Linked DNA regions of Mus musculus: all the other regions are linked to region 1. The links are chromatin contacts, found by Hi-C or POLR2A ChIA-PET in ENCODE. All regions are on one chromosome and are shown on one strand. The core of a region is the stretch at or near the end of the contact, and the rest is flanking DNA. Distances in the headings are between cores, read along the strand shown. Region 1 holds the start of Mepce (methylphosphate capping enzyme). Region 2 holds the start of Zkscan1 (zinc finger with KRAB and SCAN domains 1). Region 3 holds the start of Trip6 (thyroid hormone receptor interactor 6).

Region 1 (3,884 bases), core at 231-2,730:
TGCTGCTGCTGCGTAGCACCCTCCCCATGGAGTGAGGGCGTGAGAGGGTCAGTGGGCAGCACGGCGGCGTTGCTATCATTCCCTCCAGACGCCTGCTGCTGCTGCTGGTGGTGCGGTCCCCGGTGTCTATGGCGCTTGCGACCAATCTTGAGTGGTGAGGCAAGCACTACATGGGCCTCGTCAGTGCAAGTGTTGAGACTGAGCGGGTCAGTAATATCTTTGGGGATGAGGATCTCCACAGGGTCTCGCCCCTTGGCCGGAAGTGGGGATGACTTTGGGGTCTCCGCATTGAGTGCGCGACTCACTTCCTCATCCAGGAGGCTATTCAGGTTCAGTGGATCAAATATGTTACCCCCCAGAAGGAAATTGGATGGTAACACAGAGTCGCAGTCTGAATTCACTCGCCGGCGCCTCTTGAAGGCCGGATGTTTGAAGCTTCCACCGCTCCCTCCCCCCACGTTACAGCTATTTCTTCTTTTGCCCCCACCACCCCCAGGGGGTCGGTGGGGCTGGTAGCCATTGCGAGGTCGAGGAGGGGCTGGGGGACCCAGGTCCGTCCCGCCCCCTCCCCGGCGCTCCTCCCCCACGTCCGCAGGAGCGGCGGCTCGCCCGTGGGGCTCCCCGTGCGCCTGTGCCTGGGGGCCGCCCCCTCCGCTGGCTGCGGCCCCGGCCGAGTGCGCGCGAGGGCCCGGCCCGTGTTCTGTCCCATCACGGAGCTCCCCGGAGGCAGCCTCTTGGTGCGATTGCACCTCGGGGCCGCCCCCTCCGCCCGACTCATCTTTGAGCGGCGGCGGCGGGGCCGGCACCAGAAAGGGCTCCTTCTCCGCCGCCATCTCGATCATCTCCTCTCCCTGTTTAATTTCCCCTTCTCAAGCGAGGGTACTGAGAAGAGAGCAAGGGGAAGCCCCCTGTAACCCTTCCTAAGACCACCTCACTCCCTCCTTCCCCGAGTGCGCGCGCAGCTCTGCCTCGCGCCTCCACCTCCCTCCCGCGACACACCAAGCGCGCTCCACTCGCCCGCGAGACCAAAACAAGATGCCCGCGAGACCCGGACAAGCCGAGGAACCAACTGCGCGTGCGCCGACTCCCTTTTCTCCGCCACTACCACTCTGCCGCGAGCGCGCACGACGGGCGCGCGTCCCGCTCGCCCAGGACCCACGCATGCGCGCTCCGCCACCACCCAGGCTGCGCGCGCATCGGGAGTGCGAACCAACTTAACGGCTCCGAGAGTTTAAATACAGCCCCCCTCCCTAATTACCTCACCCTCCCCCAGCCCGAGACGCCCACCGCCCCACACGGACACCCGACTTCCCTTCGCTGCTAAGTCCAAGCCCTACTGATATCCTTTGTCTCTGCCGTGCGATCCCACCCACCGTAGGCGGGGAACGGGAGCTGGTGTGAAAAGGTCTCCTTGACACCCGACCCTTGTTCCTGAGGAATGAGGCTCCGCCGTCTCCGCCCGGCTCTAAACCCAACAACCTCCCTGCCCCGCCTCCTTCCTCCCCCATCCCCGCCCCTCCTGGAGAGCGCCTGCGCACAGTCCTTTTGGACTTGCGCGGGTTGAAGGGGCAACACGTGCTGGAGATGATGTTCCGCCCCCTCCGCTCTAGGGGCGGGGAGTGTGACGTCGTTTCCTTAGGTTCATTACACGCAGCGTGCGTCAGCACGTTTCCAAGGGGCGTGCATTCCCAGCGAAAGAGGCGGGCTCATGAATTATTCATGAGCGATCGCTGGTCTTTTCCCCACCCCTTCCCCCCGCCCCCAGCCTATCTCATTAGAATTAGGACTTAGGAGAACCTGAGGAGAGGATGATAAAGTAGGCTAAGGAATCGAGACCATTGTCTCAAGAACTGTTATCAATAAAATGCAATATATTATTTAATATATTTTCTGAATTGAAAACAAACAAGTACTAAAACATCGAGATTGTCCAAACTCCTCTTCCCCTGAAATGGCCCAGTTGTTCAAGCGGCCCTCCTCCTTCCACCAGGGACAAACATCTAGAGAACTACGCCTTCCTCTCCTCCCTACACCTACGTCAGGCCTCGGACGCCGCTGCCATAGTGCAGCGCCTGCGTATCGGTCCCTCAGCGCCACCCGCTAGCGTTGCGGATTTTACAGCATTATCCCTGCAGCTAGACACACCGCGAATGTGGGCGGGAAAGGGTATCGACCTGTTTGGGCTCCTGTTTCGGCCAATGGGAAGCACTGATTCTATGCAGAATCCTCAGACTGATGGCTGGCGGAGTTTCCCAGTCCACAGACTATTTGTCAGGAAAGAGCACTGTAGAGGCAAGGGGGGAGCTCAAGATGGTTTCAAAATTTAAGAGGGTGACGACAACTAAAAGGTAGGGAGTGATAGCACGAAAACAGGAAAGAGAAAGCGATTTGAGGCAGAGATAAGAATGAAGTGCCTAGGGCGCTTCGCAGGATATTATGGGGGGGGGGGCGCGGAACTAAAGATGTCAGCGAGGATTATGGAACTTGTAGTTTCACTAGGCTTTCGTTCTTAAGATGGCGGGCTACTCCGGCTGCGCAGACGCAGAAGCAACTTCCAACTGCGCACGCGCAGCACCTGAGCGCACGCCGCTTGGGGGCGGAATTTGTCCGTGTCCTCGCGCCTTCTCCTGGTGGCGGGAAAAGTTGCTCGAGGTGGAAGGGATGTGCGGAATGGCTGCGACAGCGTTAGCTGCGCTTCACCTTTAGGTCCTCGTCGCCCCAGAAGGTAGTTGTCTTTTATGCGACTGCAGAGGAAAGTGTTAGTTGTGGTGACTCTCGGTACCTGTTGGCTGAGGAGAAATTTTCTCTTCGGAGCCACAGCGGACCTTAGCCCCTGCTCTTCAGAATCGCTAATCTTCAGAACAACAACAACAAAAAATAACCCAGTATTGCGGAGGGAAATGAGGCGTTGTGGGACAGCGAGGCTGAGCGGGAGCAAAGGGGAAGAGGCTTCCATGGTGGCGTTCTTGGTCCGGGAGAGTAGCGAAGCGTTACTTGACGCTCTGAGGGGAGGCGAGGGTTGTTTGCCTGGGTGAGATCTCTGCTTTTAATGGCCGTCGCGGAGAGAATTGGTAAAGAGAGAGGAAAAGTAGAAGACCACTCAAAGGCCTCCCCTCCGCTGTGGGGTTCAGTATACATGGCCCCGCATCTTGCTATCTGTAAGCAGAAAGGACGCGCGCCCGCCCTGCGAAGGCCTAGGGCACAAGGTCCTCGAAGCAAGAGCATCCCCGAGGGCAGCCTGAGGTCGGGACACGGGGGTTGGGGGGAGCGGGAGCGATCCAGAGATTGCGGTCAAGGATAGAAATGACTTTTTTTTTTTTTTTTTCCGAGACAGGGTTTCTCTGTGTAGCCCTGGCTGTCCTGGAACTCACTTTGTAGACCAGGCTGGCCTCGAACTCAGAAATCTGCCTCCCGAGTGCGTGCGCCACCACGCCCGGCTTAGAAATGACATTTAATGTCACGAAAGAAACTGTTTTGCTCACAGGTGACCACACATCTTCGGGGTTTCTTCCACCACCTCCCCCAACCCCCACCCCACCGCGCCCCGAGCCAATACACTTTACTGTGAATTTTATTTGTAATGTTCTGTGGGAAGTCTCGTTTGGGTAGTTCCTTCTGAGAGTAAATCTGGTGAGGGTAGGTAGAACATCTTTCTTTCTTTGATTCTTTCTTTATTTCTTTCCTTGTTTTCCTTGTTAAACGTTTAAAAGGTCTGCAGAACACAGATGCGTGCTCACAAAGTGAACTTAAAAACAGGTAAAACATGAGAATAGGCAGGAGTTCATAGGCTATTAGGCAATGTCAAAAAGCCATCAATTCCGTATTAAAGGGAATGAAATTTTCATTTATTCTATCATTATCATCATCATCATCATTTTTTTATG
Region 2 (3,758 bases), core at 488-2,987, 300 kb after region 1:
CTAAAAGCTGTATGTGAGCTAAACTTTTACTTAGAGGAGTTTGTTTGCTTATTAAAAAACAAAAAACAAAAAACCCCTTACTTCTTATCTGGGAAAAACAAACACTTGCCAGAAGCTGTCTGAAAGAAATTTTGTCACAGCAGACAAAGGTCATGTTGCAGATACCATTTATGTTTGCTAAGATAAACATCTTTTACCAGCCAAAATGTGTTGTTATTTGCAAATGCTTGTATATTTTATTGCTACCTGCCAAGTGTTTGTGTATTATTATCTACCTAGCTAGCTATTTGTTCCTGTAAACGTGCCTAACTAAATTCCCTTTAATGATTAAGGGGATCAGAGTCCACTCTAAGATTGTCACAAAGACATGGATGACAACCCCACTACCTGACCTACAAAAAGCTGTAAGAAACTGCCAAGGGGACTGAACCCTTCAAAGCACAAGCGTGCTTTGTAGTCCATGCATGAATAAAGGTTTCTCCTACTTCTCCAAGTGAATGGCTGGCTCCTTGTTTCCTTTAACAATACTGCAAATAGGGGAAGGTGGAATTGGAGGATGACTTGCCTAAGGCGGTTTTGGGTGTTTGGTTTTGGACCCCAGAAGAGGGGACTGAGATGAATATTTTACATATCAAAACAGACCTGGTCTTCAGGTTCTCCCAGCATCCCTCAGATCCTACCTGGTATACCCTGCCCCCAGCCTTGAACTTTCCATCCCAGGGCTTGGGCTGCCCTTCCCCAGAGACTCTTCCCTTTATAATCCAAACATTTTGCTCTCCTCCTTCTCCTTCTCTTCTTTCTCTGCATGTAAGCCCTTTCTCTTTCTGCCTCCCCTCCCATTGCAACTCTCCTGCCTCAATCCTTGGGGCCAGTGAACTCTACCAAGAGCAGCTTCCCAATAAACCTGCCTTTATTATAATATAATCTAGCCTGAATGGGCTCGTTTCACTGGCGGAGAAATAACCTATCACTGGGAGAAGGGGGGCTGATATTGGGATGTAAAGTGAATTAATTAATAATCAATTAATAAAAAAGGAACAATACTTCAATTGCTTTTTAATTTTGGAGTATTGTTTTATAAAGTTATCTCCCCCATGCTGTATGGTCTCTTCCTTGTGGACTTGCCTTTGATATAGAGCCTTCTATAAGGTGGAGCCTCATTTCTGTATTGCCCACAAGGCAAAGAGATAAAGGCAGTAATTGTTGAGCGTCTGTAATTCCTCTGAAAGATCCTTTTAAAGTGCTATAATAGCATATTCTACAGAACCAGTGTAAGTAGCTTGTTTACTGAAAGATAGTCTTTTATCCTCGGGCCACATATCTGGAAACACCATGCACTCAACTGGCAAACCTCACCAGGGCTGATCTGTGAAACCAGACACCCCTGGCTTGGCTTTGATCTAACTCCATCTACACCCTTGCTTCAGCTTCTCTGCCACAGGCATACAATTACTATTATTGATAACTGCCCAAGATGGAAAAGATGGGGAAGAAAGTAACAAATATAGAGCTGAAAAATACTACATCAGGAAAAAAAAAAAACCTGAACACCCTAAACAGGATCACTTTATCTCTATCTGTCACCTCTGGAATTGAAGACAGGCAATCAGGGCTGGGGGGGGGGGGGTGTTGGGTAGGGAGACTCGGAACAAGAAATTCAGAAACCGAGATGCAAAGTCCTCCCGTGTTCCTAGAGGAGACCCGGAAGCTCAACTCGATCCCGGAAGATGAGGTGCTGACCTACTTCCGGTCTTTGTGACTCATTGTGCCTGTGGCGAGGTATTGGGAGGGCCTATGTCGGTGTGCAGTGCCCTTCGGTCGGGTTGAACCCAGAGCAAGCTGTGCTTGGTCGCCCGGCGTCCCCAGGCCGCTCCGGAGACTCACGGTGAGTCTCATGGCGGACTCTCGGAGGACGGGCGGGCTGCGAGGGTGGACCGTGTGACCACCCGGGGGGACTTGGAAAGGAGCCCTGCGGGGTCCCGGCGGTGCTCGAATCTCTGGGGTCAGTGGGGAGCTCTTTCATGTCATCATCCTTGTATAACATTTCTGAGGACAAGATCACAAATGGACGTGATCCCCGTGTCTGGATTCTTCTCCCCCTCCCCCCCTCCTGTCGCCATTTGCTGTGGTTGCAGGGGAAAGTGTTTTGTGTGGTTTTCGTTTTATTGCTGTCGTTTACTTCTCCGGGCGTCTTGGGTCCTTGAGAATCTTGAGATAAACGACGCGGAAGACCTTGAGCTCTGTACAGGTTTGAGGTTCCGAAAACATTTCCGGATCACTTGCTTTTCTGTCTTTCCATCTCCCAACGCTGAGCGAAAGCGCTGGCGGCTTGACGGTGGTTAAAAGATCTAGTAGAAATTAACAGCCGGCTGTCAGCTTTATGCAATGCTTCAAGACCTCTTGCTGGTTTAAGCCTGTTTAACTGTGCTATCTGGGAGATTAGTGGAGTGTTAGTTCACCTTGCTTGATTGCAATGAGTGAGACGTGAAGGGTATCTGGGAGAAACCACACTGGGCCAGTAGGAGATTGATCAGCTTAATGACCTTAGATGAGATTAGACATTTGCCAACTGTCAGTTTTATTATCCATAAAATTAACTACCTTTGCTCAAAAAGGTTCTTCAAACTTGAAATGAGTGGAGTTGGTAAATGTAATTGTAATTTAAAAAAAAAAAAAGGCAGCTCATTTAGTTTGAAGTTCCCCCTTCCTTCCCCTCCCTACACACACACAGCACACACACACATTGATTATAGAGAGTGGCTGTTCCATGGCCTGGGACCAAAGAAAGCATTTATTGTACAGGGCAGTGCTAGGCGGATTGAAAGCAGTCAATAAATACTTGTTGGAATTATGAAGAATTCATTGTAACCACATCAAGTGAAGTTACTAGAAAAGCTGGCCAAATGTGGGAAAATACCTTTATTATAAGGAAACTGTAGTGAAGAATTATCCAGATGTTTTTTTTCTTTCAGGTTTGTGTCCTCTTTCAATTACCACACAAGATTCTTACTTGTTATTTTATTCAGGATCATCTTTGTTAACTTACAGAAATGCCTGCGGCTGAATGCTATTTTCTTTTGTTGATCCTCTACTTCATGTCTCCATGAAGGAAACAGGAAAAATTTCAAGTGCATTATACTATATTTAGATACAACCAGGCCAGTGTACTAAGTTTTAAATCTTAGCTTTTCATTCTGTGGTGGTGTTGATATTCTTTAGATAGATTAAAAAAAGGGGGGGGCGGGGAGGGGTCTCTCTAGTTCTGGCTGAAAATCTAGCCACTGCCTCTAGAGTGCTGGGACTACAGGCACACAATACTAGACCACTAGGTATCTTTTAAGACTAAGTTTTTCATATTATAAAGCATTTTATGTCTCTGTTGAAGAGGGGAGTAGAGGATCATTTATTTAAACTTGCAAGACTGTGCAATAGAAGGAAGACTGGATTTTGAGAAAACATCCTTTGAAATAAACCATGCTTGCAGCCTGGAGTCTGGAGTCTTTTCTTGTCAGAAGTCATTTGTTTTTTTTTTCTTTGGTGAGATTTGGTTGCTGGGCAGTGATCTTTTCTAAAGGAGATGGTATGTCAGAATGTGTTTCGTTTGAGAGGGAACCCAAAGGTGGTTTTCTGCCTCTCTTCCTCTGTCCCTACTCCACTGCTAATAAGAATACTGGAAACGATTCAGGGATGAGTGACTTATTTACAGGGGACATAATTCATTTGTTCCAGCTCATGCTGCCCTTGTGTTAGTGGATTTC
Region 3 (3,794 bases), core at 542-3,041, 470 kb before region 1:
TATAGCCTAGGCTGGCCTGGAACCCATTATGTGCGTCAAATATGACCTTAATTTACTGATTCTCCTGCCTCTACCTCCCCCGCACTTGGTTTATACAGTGCTGGGTCTAGAACCTTGGGATTCCTGCATACTAAGCAAGCACTCTACCAACATCTCCTAAAAACAGTATCTTAAGTACTCCTCGGCCTCCACGCCACCTAATCAATGCCCAGTTACTTCCGGTGACCACAAACCACAGTGCCCAGCCCCAGCTTACCTGAGGCTCATGCCCACCTCCTCTCCCTCCTCCTGCAGGGATATGTACTCCAGAAGGTCCCTCCGGAACCCCCGGTCCTGGCTCTCGGTGGCTCCTATAGCCAGCCCCCCAGACTTCACCACGACCTGTCAGAGGAAAGTGGGGGCCTGGAAGAGGCCCAGAGGCCTGAGAGGCCCCTCGCCTGGGCAGTCCACAGCCTCTCACAGGTTGAGCCACCTTCACTTGTACAGGGAAAGCAGGGCCAGCTGGCGTGCTCGCGGTAGCATAGGAGGCTGGGGTAGGTCCACCATAGTGGGATGCTGGGAGCATCGGGGTTGGAACAGCACCTCCACTGGGCTTCAGGGAGCCTCCGCGGTAAGCATGGGGTGGGGGAGCCTCAAAAGCCTGGGAAGACAAGCAATGCAGAAACAGTAAAGCCAGACCCAAGATCCATGCGTGCCAGGTGGGAACCCCAGGGTAGCAATGACTTCTGACAAGTTCCCATGGCCTAGGCCTGCCAAGGAGGAAGTGCGTGATTCCTTGAACCAGGTGTTTATTAGTTGCAAAGAGGGTAGGTGGGCAGTGAAGAGGGTGGACTGAGGCTGAGAAGCTAGGGCAGGGAACTGGCTGAGGATGGGGAAGCAGAGACAGAACACAGGAAGTCACCTGTCTGTCTGGCCGCCTAGGTGCATGACTGCGACCCCCGTCCAGATCAGCCAACATGCTGGTGAGCGAATCTATCTCAGCATCCAGACTGCCAGGGCGGATGATCCCCCTGTCTGGAGGGAGCCCCTGAGACAGAGGGAAAGGAGGAAGAACAAATGCTGATGACACCCCCGACCTAGACTTCTTTCACCTTGACCCTGAGAGACCCTACCCTCATCTCCACTTCTCACCTGCAGGCGCTGGGGTGTTCCATGGGATCCCACCCAAGTAGGCCCCCGATCTTCCGGTACCCCCGGAGGCTGATAACAGTGTTCAGGCGGGAGGGGGCAAAAGTTGACCCTGGGGTGAGGCTGGAGTGCTAAAGGGAGAGACAGGAGGTGGGACTGGAGAAGGGTACCTCGGTAGAGCTGCCCTTCTAAGGGTGGCTCTCCTTCTTCACATTCCCGGGAGTCTGGGAATCAACCAAGAGTCAGGGAAAGTTGCACAAGAGCTGGGGCCTCTGGTTTGGGAAAGGGACAGCAGGAAGCAGGCAGGCAAGGGAGAAAAGGTGAAGGAAGGTGGCCAGCGGCTCTTCTGCTACTCCGGCGTGTGTGAGAGAGGAACACTTACTTGCTCCGTGGGCCGTTGGCGGGCCCAGGGCGCCTCTGGGCAGCGATCTCCCCTGAGGGAGTCTGGAGGGTTCTGGCTGCTTCGGGGGAAGCCAGGTGGGCCCGGACATGGTCTGGAATAGGGTTACTCCACTCCAGACAGAGGTCAGGGTCCCCACAAGCTCAGAGCCTGGAGCTCGGAGCCTTGGGCCCTTTCCCTCCCTTACTGTCCCACGCCCCGTTTGGGACTCCCGCAAAGAAACTTTTTCTGGCTTTTTTTCCTCCCTTCCTCCCCAATTTTGGAGACGACCACGCCCCCTGACGTCACCACATTCCAGGGGAGGGTCACGTGGCCCCAAGCCTTATTCTACAATCCTTCCCCTCTCTGGCCCCCTCCTGTTAAGAGAAGACCGCCCTCCTCCGGAGCCAAGCTGCAGGGTGGGCTGCAGGCCGCTCTGAGAGGCTCTGGCCCAGCAATTCTCTCGGATCCCTGCCCCAGTCTTGCACGTGGCAGCCTCTCGGCCCAGGCTCTGAACGCATCTGTCTCCACCCCCTCACGGTTCTCTCCCTTCCCACCCGGCTGCCTCTCACCTACCCACCAGCAGTGCTCCACCAGCCCATAGTGTTTCGGTCTTTTATTTATGGTCAGTAGTTAGAAAAATAAAACAAAACACAAACATCACCACCCAAGGAAGTCGGGGAGAGGGAGGCGGTGCGTCTGTGGCCAGGATGGGGACACTGAGGTAGCCTAGAGTCACAGAAGAGGCCAGCCCCTCTGGTCAAGGCACCAGTGAAGGAAGCGGAGGAAGACCAGGGACAGGGCCGCAATGTCCTCCCCTACAATGGGGCAGCCACCTAGAATTAGTGTACTATGTCCGTTCCCCCGCCCAAAGGAGACCATGGTCCCCTTAACACATCATCCAAAGGGCAGGGCCCACTTGGGGCGGGGGGAGGGGCGTCCATTGCTCAGAATGAGCCTGGGCCCGCTCTATCCAACCCTGTATGAACAGGCATCAGAGATCAGTGCAGGTTACCGGAGTGACCCCGTGAATAAGAAGGGTGGGACCCAGATCACGGCTCAGGGTCTCCAGCAGTGCCAGGTATCTGGGGTAGCGAGCAGGATCAGCAGGCGGTCGAGGCAGGTACAGGAAGGTAAGGGCTGTGGTGGGTCCCTCCTCCCCATCCCTTCCTTCGGGTCCCCCAGGGCCTCCTACGGTGCCTCGCCCCTGCTGTGCTCGCACCAGGGCATTGGCACTGCAAGCTAGAGCCTCAGCCTCTTCGTCTCCTCGACCACCATTCACAAAGTCCCCTTCCTCCTCCTCAGGCTCGCCAGTCTCTGCCCCTTCACCCCACACCACCTCTTGCACCTCTGCCCGGATCCTGAGTTGACTCAACAGGGCCCGAAGCCTTCCCTCTGCTGCCCCAGGAGCCTCCCTGGGCCCCAAGCACAGGAAGATCCGGAGCCGGGCACTGTGCCAGGCAGGCACCATGCTTAAGATGGTAGCCATCTGCAACAGAAAAAGGCCACAGACGTCCACGTAGCCAGGTCCACCCCGGGGCCTCAGCAGGTTTAAGGGCCACACGTCCACATGATGTAGCTGAGCGCTGCTACTGGACCCCCGGCTTAGCCGCTCCGGGGGCAAAGCCCCACATGCTCGTGCGAGAACCACATTCTTGTTCATCTTGAGAGCATCTGCCACCGTGGCCACGTAGTCTTGGGGACTGAGAGCCCTGGGGCTCCCAGGAGCCCGAGGTGGAGGGAACAGCGTGCTCAGGGCTGGCGACCCGCCCTCTCTGGTGCCCTCTGCAGGTTCAGAGAAGGCTGGGTCTGTTAGAAAATGGTCCTGGGGTGGGGCATCGTCGTAAAAACCCAGCACCAATGTGTTGGGCTTCATGCCGCCTAGGAGCAGAGAAGGGAGGCAGGAAGGAACAGAAATCAGACTGAGGACTGAGTTTACACCACATAAAACGCGCCCACTCACACTTAGGTCAGCCATGAGGTATGGTATCCTCCTTGGCCGAAGCCCTTACAGCAAACATCAGACACAGGTTTGCACAATGATTTGGCTTTGGCTAAACACTTTCACAGGCATTTATTTGACTATCTCTAGGACTCATCTCTTCCACTTTAAATAGGTAAAGTTCCCTTTAGGATGTTTTTCCCTTGTGAGGAGAGATGCTGGAGATTAAAGCTAGTGCTACGAGATCGATCAAGAAGATTAAGAACAGCTATATTCCAAGCCCCATCGTAGATTTCCTTTAGGGTTGGGGGGGTGTCTGTCTGTCTGTCTGTTGGCTTGCTTGTT

What was found. Hi-C counts contacts between places; a loop is a spot of excess contacts on that map. ChIA-PET counts read pairs that join two places held with the same protein, here RNA polymerase II (POLR2A).
Region 2: POLR2A ChIA-PET joins it to region 1 with 13 read pairs in Patski. The contact joins the promoter of Zkscan1 here to the promoter of Mepce in region 1. A Hi-C loop is called at or near these places in 2 of 37 maps with a recorded cell type or tissue (both left cerebral cortex). POLR2A ChIA-PET finds 5 or more read pairs at or near these places in 2 of 5 experiments (Patski and embryonic stem cell).
Region 3: a map of v-Abl transformed pro-B cells shows a loop between it and region 1 (2.5-fold over the local background). The contact joins the promoter of Trip6 here to the promoter of Mepce in region 1. A Hi-C loop is called at or near these places in 2 of 37 maps with a recorded cell type or tissue (T-helper 17 cell and v-Abl transformed pro-B cells). POLR2A ChIA-PET finds 5 or more read pairs at or near these places in 1 of 5 experiments (Patski).

The regions. Positions count from the first base shown.
Region 1 is chr5:137,785,221-137,789,104 of GRCm38, forward strand. Mepce (methylphosphate capping enzyme) reads right to left here and starts at 1,481. Exons shown (of 4, transcript NM_144913.3): 1 at 1-1,481. The coding sequence starts at 842. Zcwpw1 (zinc finger, CW type with PWWP domain 1) reads left to right here and starts at 2,582. Exons shown (of 17, transcript NM_001005426.2): 1 at 2,582-2,725.
Region 2 is chr5:138,083,347-138,087,104 of GRCm38, forward strand. It overlaps Zkscan1 (zinc finger with KRAB and SCAN domains 1), which reads left to right and starts at 1,738. Exons shown (of 6, transcript NM_133906.4): 1 at 1,738-1,885.
Region 3 is chr5:137,312,450-137,316,243 of GRCm38, forward strand. It overlaps Trip6 (thyroid hormone receptor interactor 6), which reads right to left and starts at 1,792. Exons shown (of 9, transcript NM_011639.3): 1 at 1,511-1,792; 2 at 1,132-1,259; 3 at 902-1,027; 4 at 257-640. The coding sequence starts at 1,619. Slc12a9 (solute carrier family 12 (potassium/chloride transporters), member 9) reads right to left here. Exons shown (of 14, transcript NM_031406.3): 14 at 2,109-3,388. The coding sequence ends at 2,502.